Linked DNA regions of Homo sapiens: region 1 is linked to region 2. The links are chromatin contacts, found by Hi-C in ENCODE. All regions are on one chromosome and are shown on one strand. The core of a region is the stretch at or near the end of the contact, and the rest is flanking DNA. Distances in the headings are between cores, read along the strand shown.

Region 1 (5,045 bases), core at 1,101-3,600, 1.1 Mb before region 2:
CTTCCTAGAAACTCCCACTTGGCTTCCAGGAAGCCTGACTCTCCTGGTTTCTTGTACTCCCCTGATTGTTCTTTTGTCTCTTCCCTGGGTTCTTTTTCTTCTGCCCCCTCTCTGGGGAGCTTATCCATCTCCTGGTTTCAATACTCCCTCTCTGCTGAGGACTTCCCAGTCTCTACTTTGAGCTCATCTTCTCCACTGAACTTCAGAATCATATAGCAAATAATTTGCTGGCCCTCTACACCAGATGCCCTAAATTAAACTCAATCATTGCCCCCTAAAACTGCTGTATCTCAATTGGTTGCAGTACTAACTTCCCAGACACCCAAGCCAGATCCTGGGACTCACGCCCTCTTCACCCCATCTAAGCAACTGCCAAGTCCTGCTGATTTAACTCCTACATACTTTTTGGATCTGGCACCTCCTCCCACCTACTTTCCTATTATCACCATCCAAAATCTCTTGCCTGTACAATTGCAACTGGTCAGACTCCACTATTGTTGCTCTTAAAAGGATCATCCAAGAAACCAGCAGAAGCCTCTTCCTAAAACCCAATTTTTATTGTTACCCACTTGCTTTCAAACCCCTTCAGTGCCCCCTCTTCACTTTTTTTTTTTTTTGGAGGGAATCTTGCTCTGTCGCCCAGGCTGGAGTGCAGTGGCACAATCTCGGCTTACTGCAGCCTCCACCTCCCAGGTTCAAGCCATTCTCATGCCTCAGCCTCCCGAGTAGCTGGGACTACAGGCGCCCACCACCACACCCGGCTAATTTTTGTATTTTTAGTAGAGACAGGGTTTCACCATGTTGGCCAGGCTGGTTTCGAACTCATGACCTCAGGTGATCTGCCCACCTCGGCCTCCCAAAGTGCTGAGATTACAGGCGTGAGCCACCGCGCCCGGCCCCCACCTCCTCACTTTTAAGGCTTTCCATAATCCGATGGCTGCTGGCTAACTTCGGCCTCTATAACACGACACTTTCCAGTAACAACACACTACTTGATACCCCCACAGTAGTGTTGCCAGATGAGGTATAGGATGCTCAGTAATTCAATTTGAATTTCAGATAAAGATGAATTTTTTTTTTTTGAGACAGAATCTTGCTCCGTCACTCAGGCTGGAGTGCAGTGGCACGATCTCAGCTCACTGCAACCTCTGCCTCCTGGATTCAAGCAATTCTCCTGCCTCAGCCTCCCTAGTAGCTGGGACTACAGGCGCCCACCACCACCCTCGGCTAATTTTTGTATTTTTAGTAGAGACGAGGTTTCATCATGTTGGTCAGGCTGGTCTCGAACTCCTGACCTCAGATGATCCACCCACCTCGACCTCCCAAAGTACTAGGTGTGAGTCACTGTGCCCGGCCGAATAATTTTTTCATATAAGTAACCCCATGCAATCTTTGGGACATGCTTATATTGTAAAACTATTTGTTATTTATCTGAAATTCAGACTTGTGGGCACCCTGTATTTTTATTTGCTAAATGTGGCAACCCTACCCCACAGATAACCCCCAGGATGGTGCGATGCCCTTTCTGAGGGTCCCACAGCTCTGAACCAACACTTACCCACCTGAGAGACTGAGGATCTATTCTGATCTCTGTATTCTTGCTACGCAACACAGAGAGCCTGGCATAGAACAGATGGCAGTGTTTGCTAAGTGAATGAATGCATATGTGTGACATAGCAATAAACCTGTATCTTCCGGTGGAATCAGTAAGTGTTGTGATCAGTATACGGTGTCAGTTCCGCTTATATCCACCTTCCTTTCACAGTCTTGGAAAAATCACCTCATGGTTTACACATCCCCCCCAGCAGGTGAGCTAGAAAGCCAGGAGTCATCTGTAGACTTAGGGAAGCCATTATAGGACCAGTTGGGTTTTCTGTTTTTTATTCAGAGTTGGGAGGAACGGGAGGGAGACGACCATCTTCTGGCGATATGAAAGTCGAGAAAGGCAAACAGGAGGGGAGCAAGAGAGGAAAAGAAGAGGATGTGAAAAGCCCGAAGGAAGGCAGGAGAGCAAGCAGGTAGGAATAAAGGCGAGGAAGCGGGAGCCAGCTGGCACCACAGCGAGGAGTGACAGCCGCCGGCAGCAGGGGCCGGGAGCTGGGAGGAGGGAGGCTCAGGCAAGCCGCGCTGAGCCTTTCTTCTCCTTCCCGGACTCCTCACCACCCATCCTGCTAACCAAGGGCCTCCACCTTGCTCGTCGTCAGAGGCAGACAGCCAGGACTTGGCCCTCTTGGGCTTCCTAGCTCTCCAGCCCGGGAGTTAGACTAGTTTTCCAACTCCCCCGGCCCCAAATCGGGAGGACAATAATGCCTTCCGCTCCGCGCCCGCCAAGGTCGAGTTAGGAAAGACTTGGAACAGAATTAAACGGCTTTGGGGAAGATGAGTCAGCCGGGCGGGGCTGCAGCTGCCAGTGAAACCCCTGCCAGTGTGATTGGGCAACAACCAGAAGTAGGGGGCCCGCGGGGTGGTGGTGCCATCTCTTAAAGGCAGTTTATGTAATAAGTCTTGATCGCGCACCCACTAAAGGGGCGGCTTTGGGGTCAGCCTCAATTTCCTCCACTGTGAAGTGGGAATATGAATACTTGACTTATCCGAAACGAATCATGTCTGCAAGGTGCCTGGGCTATAAAAAGCGGTCAGTCAGTAGTCAGGGTCGTGCTTAGTGCAGTGCCCTCCACCCTAGGCCACTTTCGCCATGTGAGACTGTCCCAAAGGCGGGGATGTGGGGTGCAGTGGGGAGCCCCTGATCGGGCACGGGCAGAAGACAAGTTCTTTTTTTTCTGCCACTTCCAGGTGAGGAAGAAAAGACGCCTGCTCCGGAACCAAGGGTTGGGTGGCGATGTACTGGCCTCACCCGCTTTAAGCAAAGTCACCTTAGATTTACCATGTTTGCTATTCACTCATTCATTTTCTTTATTAGAGGGACTGCTGATTAAACGGAAGGACTTACACTAAGACTCCAGTACGAGGCTGTACTATAGACCTGACCGAGTGAGCATGAGAAGACGAGACCCGGCAGAAGGAGGGCGACAGCGGGCACCGAGATCCACAGGTCCAGAGTCTAGTCGCCACCCACACCCTGTCTTTTGGGAGCGGTGCGCGCCATCTGCGCATGCGCTCCCCATCCCTGCCAGGTCCCCGGCGGGGTCAGCCGGCTGGCTGGTGGAGGTGCTACCCGCGCATGCGTGTCCTGCTCACAAGGCGCTCCCAGTGCGGTTGGAGTGTCTCCAGTGGAGCTGGCAGTTGGGAGGACGGAGGCCCGGCCCATAGCGGGTGGCTGTTAGGAGGTATGGATAAAGGACCTGTGTATCTTGGTGCCCGCTGTCGCCCTCCTTCTCCCGAGGTCTCGTCTTCTCACACTCACTCGGTGTGTGACAGCGACAGGTCACAGAGGGCGGTAAAGTGCGGCGCCCTTGGGGCGGTTTCGTCTGGCGCGGAGTAGAGGTGGCCGGCAGTTGTGGTTGCTCCTTTCACCTGGACTCACCTGTGTGGTCCCCTGGCAGGGACTAAAAACCAGAAGACGGAGGGGAGTGAATGTGTTTGACTCGGAGGAAACCCCTCTTGAGCCTGCCCTCACATCCTTACAAGGGACCCAGTCTGAGGTCCAGTCGTCCCCAAACCATCTACTCCCCCACCACCCCCTTCCCTGACTAAAGGCTAAATTTGGGCGGTAACCACGCCCTACCCTATCCCCTTGGAGTCCTTCAGTCAGCTCCAAAGGCCCACCCCACATTCTGGGGGCCTCTGAGTCAAAAAGGAGGGTCCATTGGGCAGGGTGGAGTTGAGGAACCTGCTGTGGAGATGTCTCTGGCCTGGGGAAACCACTGCTTCCTCATCTGCCACTGAGACTGAGGAAGACCCGCAGATGGGCCTTGGCAAGCACCCAGAAGAATAACTCCAGACCACCATTCAGGAAGTTAAGACAGTGGGAGATTGGGTTAATGACCTTGACCCCAGACCCCTGTAAGCAAAGGAAAGGGAGCCTCTGGCTGCTCCTTCTGCAGATGGTAGGTTGAGGCTTCAGGGACCTTAAAACCTAATGGTTCTTATGAATGAGAAACATTCATACCCAGTAGTACTGTTTAACTCACATACCATGTCTCAGGATCTGTTGTGAGCATATTAACTCTTATTTACTTATTTATTTATTTATTTATTATTTTATTTTATTTTTTTGAGACAGAGTCTCACTCTGTCACCCAGGCTGGAGTGCAGTGGCTTGATCTCAGCTCACTGCAACCTCTGCTTCCCGGGTTCAAGCAATTCTCCTGCCTCAGCCTCCCAAGTAGCTGGAGTTGCAGGTGCGTGCCACCAAGCCTGGCTAATTTTTTTTTTTTTTTTTTTGCTATTTTTTTAAGTAGAGATGGGGTTTCGCCATGTTGACCAAGCTGGTCTCGAACTCCTGACCTCAGGTGATCTGCCCCTCTTGGCCTCCCAAAGTGCTGGGATTGCAGGCATGAGCCACTCTGGTCAATTTTTGTATTTTTAGTAGAGACAGGGTTTCACTATGTTGGCCAGGCTGGTCTCGAACGCCTGACCTCAGGTGATCCACCTGCCTCAGCCTCCCAAAGTGCTGGGATTACAGGCATGAGCAACCGCACCCGGCCCATATTAACTCTTTTTTGTTTTGTTTTGTTTTTTGAGACAGAGTCTCGCTCTGTTGCCAGGCTGGAGTGCAGTGGCACGATCTCAGCTCACTGCAACCTCCACCTCCCGGGTTCAAGCGATTCTCCTGCCTCAGCCTCCTGAGTAGCTGAGATTACAGGCATGTGCCACTACGCCTGGCTAGTTTTTGTATTTTTAGTAGAGACGGGGTTTCACCATGTTGGCCAGGATGGTCTCGATCTCCTGACCCTGTGATCCGCCCACCTCGGCCTCCCAAAATGCTGGGATTACAGGCCTGAGCCACCGCGCCCGGCCATATTTACTCTTAGTCCTCACAACAACCCTATGAGGTAGGCATTACCATCCTCCTCGTTTTACAGATGAAGAAAGTGAGTACTGAAAAGTTAAGCCACTTCCCAAGTTCTCACAACTAGTCAGAA
Region 2 (4,952 bases), core at 158-2,657:
CCAAATTTCCCAATGCCATCTACTAAACAGCCCATTTCCCATTTTTTGTGGTGCAGGCCTGTAAACTCACCCATTTAACAAACAGTTGTTGAAGCCTGCCTCATACCAGTCTTGTGCTGGGTGTTGTTGAAAGCTTGAAGATACATGGCCCCTGCTCTCAGGGAGTTCACCCTCCTGTGGAGACACAGTCACATAAACAACTACAGTATTGTGATAAGTGCTAGCTTAGCTGTATAGGTAAGGTGCTCTGGGTTTCTAACTCATCTGCGAAAGTCAGAGAAGGTTTCATCGAAGTGACAAGAGTTAGGTCTTAGAGAAACAGAGCAAAATTGCAAATGCAGGGGGAAAGGTGAAAGTGGTCAGGGCTGGTTTCAGGTCCAGAGGAATTTCATGTGTCTCTAGGATGAGAGGTTAGAAGCCCTCCAACGATGTAGAGAGGTAGTGAGTCCTGTTTATGTAAGGGATAAAGGGACAGATGGAGTCATTTTCAGCCCGTCTGTGCTTGAAGTGGAGAAACAAACCCACCCTCGGAGGCACAGAGTTCCACCTACTCTGTGCCCCACCCCAGGGTTTAGGCTTGAGGAAGAGGAGGGGCTGGAATTAAACCATCAAGAAGAAAACATTTGCAGACTAATATTTACTATTTTGTGGGGGAGACCTCACTTCCCAGCCAGCTCCTTGAGATGGCTTCAGAAACCCCTACTTGCCCCACTCCAGAGATATAAATTCATTCCCTTCTGCAGACGCTGCTCCGGGATTGAGGGAAGGATGGAGTAGGAGGGGAAGAAGGCAAAAGGGTGGGAGAGGCTTCTAGTGTGGGAGAGGCTTCTAGTCGTTCTGGCTCCTGCTCCAGCTCGGGTTGGGTATGGCCATAGATCTGAACGTATGCAGAAAAAGCTAGGAGTGCTCAGGGATGGTCTGGGGCTCAAGGACCCGGGAAGGTGGTTGGGAATAGCTAACCAATTCACTTCAGGTGGGGAAATACTCGGCCAGACACGTGACCCAGGCGGCCATTTTCTCACACCCTGCTGTCGCCATCTTCCAGGCAGACAAAGACACCATCCCCCACCCTTGTCTGATTCGGGCGTGGTGACTGCCTGGTTATTGAGATTTGGGAGCACGCATATTTAACCCCAGACAGATGCCCGCAGACAAAATTTTGGCTTGCAAGTAAGGTATATGGCCGCACCAGTCGACCCGCCGCTTCTTCCCGGTCATTTCCCCGTCCTCCTTCTCCCTCCTCCGCTATTTCCTTAACTACGGGGCAGGCAGGAGGCGGGGCCAGCGTGGTCGCGAAGAAGGGACGGGCGGGCGTGAGCTGTCAGTCAGAAGCTCCGCCCCCCCCCCCCCCCCCCCGCGGAGACCGCACGGTGGGCGGAGTCGGGCGCCGCCGGCCTGGGATCCGGAAGTCGGAGCCTAGCTGCGCGAGAGTTTCTGCTCGCTCAACCGAGTTGTCGTGTTGCCCTCGCTTCTCAGATCCCCGCCGGAAGTGTAAGTAAGAAACTTCTCTCCTCTTTTCTCACAATGTGCGCTCACCTAGACGGCCGGGCAGTTAGGATCGTCTATTGGATGTGAAACCAGAGATGCCCGCCAACCTGGAATAGAGAGGTAAACAGCAGGATCCCTTCCAGGGTAGAAGGGACCGGAAGAGGGGCAGGGATCGCGGCACACGTGGAGACGCGCCGAATTGCCTTTTCGCGGAGTGGAGTTTGCCGGGAGAGGGGCATTGCCCCATCCCACCTAGAAAGGTGTAGACCCGGGACACACTGTGTAGAGAGGCACAAACTTCACTTGTGTGGTGAAGCGTTGATCGTCCTCAAGATAGTGAGGCTTCATTCTGCATTCACCTTGTATAGACAGGAGTCGACCCACCAAAGGCATGGGGGACATCCACCCCAACCGTGTAGAGACATCTCCCTCCACCCAGCTGAGCAGCGCAGACTTCTCCCGACTTAAGGCACTTCCTTGGCTTGGCTCTAGACAGCCGTCTCGAGGCACCTCCTCAGGACAGACAGAGGCTTTGATGTATCTGCCCCCATACCAGCATAGAGGAGCTTAGAAACATTTAATATACAGAGGGAGGGCACCTCCTCCCCATACGCGTAGACTCAGAGCCCTCAGTATCGCTCCCCAACTCACCCGTCCCCAAAGTGGTTGCAGTTACAGGCCTCAGCTTATGGACAACTAAGCCAATTGCCCCCTCCTCTTAGGTTAGAGTGAGTCCCCATTGTGGAGAATCAGACCTGATCCCTACTTCCGTAGCCCCCGTTTTACCGAATGTGTAATTTTTCGAAGCACCCAACATGCTTCGAAGCAAACAGGAACAGACCTTAATCCATGAAGAGACAGTCAGGTCTGCCCCTTGAGGGGCCGTGGGGGTAGAGGGGCTCAGATGTGTTCCTCTCCCTTTGAGGTAGACACAGATCATCCCCCTACCTCCCCCTACCTCCCCCAAAGATTTAGAATCACTAAATGTAGCAAGGGAGATACCCCACAGGAGCAGATATGCAGGTCTCCCTCCCTGTAATGTTGAGAGGGAGTGACATCGCTGATTACCTGGCAGTTCAGTGCGTATGGTCTCTCCCCTTTACCCAAGGTAGTGGAGCTCAGATCTGTTTCTCTCCACCCAGGGTAGAATCACAGACGCCCCCACCCCCAAGTATTAGGGCTGATCTATTAATTTATAGCTGCATTGCCAGCCCCCTCCACACACCACCCATGCAGAGAACCAGAGCCCCTATTTCTTTCAGTGTTAGTGTGCCGCTGACTTCAACCAGCATAAAAGATGAAAGTTGTCACAGTCCACCTTCCATAGAAGGGTCCAGAATAGCTCACTGCAGGTAAGGTGCAGACCCGCTTATTCAAAGCTGCATAGTTGTGGAATCAGGCATATCGATCCTGTACCACAGCCCTCTCCAGGGTGAAGAGACGCAGGACCCATCCCCACAATCTAGAGATAAACAGATCTGTGATTCTTTCCCCATGCAGCAGAGATGCACACAGCCACTTTGTGGGTTTCCCCAGTTTCTCTGCACCCCAGAGTAGAGGGACAGATGGCAATCCCCCCAACCCAAATCACCAAGGTATAGACCCCAGGCATATGCAGGCACAGATTTTTACCCCCTCCTCCAAGATTTTGTACTTATCTCAATCCATATAGACACTCAGGTAAGAATCCCTGTTCTCAGGCCCCTTTTCCCCAGGGTAGACTCCTGAGATCTATTTACGCCCTTCCCCACCACCTCTCCCAGGGTAGATGAGATATAGAATCCCCTACTTGGGAAAAGAGGCACTATTATCACCCCATATAGAAATAGACCATCCTTGCATGTCCCTTTCCCCTCAGTGTGGAGGTGTTGAGCACTAGTCCCCTACCTAGAATATAACACTACAGTGTGGAGGAATAAGGACCAAAGACCCCATCTGACCCCATTTGACCCCACTGGGCTCAAAGCCCAGTGGCTTTGAGCCACTGACTCCACCCCGGATGAGGTTGAGACCTATTCCTCCCTTTGGGTAGTATGACACTGCCTTCTCTGTGTGGACTCAGCCATATGAGGCTTTAGCTCCAGCTTCTCCCAGTTTTCCTAATTATTACGCCTTCCTCATAATGTTCTTTAACATTTTACCTTTAGGGGACTTAGGAGGGGGCTTGTGGCATTGTGATTCCCAGCTGTCTTCAAATTGCTTCTTCTCCCATTCTGACAGGAAGAGAGCAAGCAGATTTGAACCTATCTGCTTTCAAGCTGGTCATCATGATGAAACTTAGACACAGTGAGTTTCCTTTACCACCCCTCCCAATCCTGTGCTTTTAATGAATATTCATAGAATTTCACAGCAACTTTTTGTTTTTTTGGTTTTTGTTTTGAGATGGAGTCTCGCTCTGTCACCTAGGCTGGAGTGCAGTGGTGCAATCTCAGTTCACTGCAACCTCCGCCTCCCGGTTTCAAGCATTTCCTGCCTCAGCCTACCGAGTAGCTGGGATTATAGGTGTGTGCCACCATGCCAGGCTACTTTTTGTATTTTTAGTAGAGACGGAGTTTCACCATGTTGGCCAGGCTGGTCTCGAACTCCTGACCGCAAGTCATCTGCCTACGTCGGCCTCCCAAAGTGCTGGGATTACAGGCATGAGCCACTGCGCCCAGCCTTCACAGCAACTTTTAAAAACTGTTGAATATGTTTCACATCACTCAGTCTGGATCTTTTTCATATGGTATCATTGCTGTCCTCCTGACTTCCTTGTAAGAGAATGTTTCCATTATGCCCCATTCTCAATTTACAGATGAGGAAACTGAAGCTTAGCAAGGTTAAGTGACTTGATCTGAGGTGAATTGCGATAAAAACATATCACACTGCCTGTAACCCCGACATGTCCTAACATTTTTCTCTATCAGTTGGTACCATAAGTTGTACTAGTGATTAAGAGCGTGCCTGTAATGCCAGCTGCTTGGGAGGCTGAGGCAGGAGAATCGCTTGAGCCTGGGAAGCAGAGGTTGTGGTGAGCCAAGATCATGCCACTGCACTCCAGTCTGGGCGACAGAGTGAGACGCTGTCTCAAAAAAAAAAAAAAGGAATAAAACAAAACAAAAAAAGAAAAGAAAATGATAACATTTGGATAGCACACTGGCACTGGGCAGGCTGGATGAGGATTGTGCTCTGTTTTCTGTGTGAATGCTGGCCCTGCCAGTGGACAGCTTGGTGGGAAAAAAATACATTTTTTATATAATCATAAAAATGTCATCAAGAATCATACTGTTAATACCAAAAGCAAATAATCATACTTTTATTTTATTTTTTATGTTTTTTTGAGATGGACTCTTGCTTTGTTACCAGTAGAGACGGGGTTTTGCCATGTTGGCCAGTCTGGTCTTGAACTCCTGACCTCAAGTGATCCGCCTGCCTTGGCCTCCCAAAGTGCTGGAATTGCAGGCGTGAACCACCATGCCCGACCA

What was found. A loop is a pair of places that touch in the nucleus more often than their neighbours do. Pooled maps may share reads with other maps.
Region 1: a loop to region 2 is called in a pooled map, with 5 times the contacts of the local background. The contact joins the enhancer-like site here to the promoter of GNL3L in region 2. A Hi-C loop is called at or near these places in 2 of 50 pooled maps.

The regions. Positions count from the first base shown.
Region 1 is chrX:53,438,626-53,443,670 of GRCh38, forward strand. No RefSeq gene overlaps it. Among named protein-coding and RNA genes, the nearest start is that of HSD17B10, 6.8 kb to the left of the region's middle. Within about 2 kb of position 2,351, at least 25 of the 41 ENCODE cell types and tissues checked have a DNase peak (open chromatin) inside an H3K27ac peak, as active enhancers do.
Region 2 is chrX:54,528,812-54,533,763 of GRCh38, forward strand. It overlaps GNL3L (G protein nucleolar 3 like), which reads left to right and starts at 1,408. Exons shown (of 16, transcript NM_001184819.2): 1 at 1,408-1,608; 2 at 3,709-3,774. The coding sequence starts at 3,756. RefSeq lists enhancers at 809-1,329, 984-1,033, 1,484-1,543, 1,554-1,813.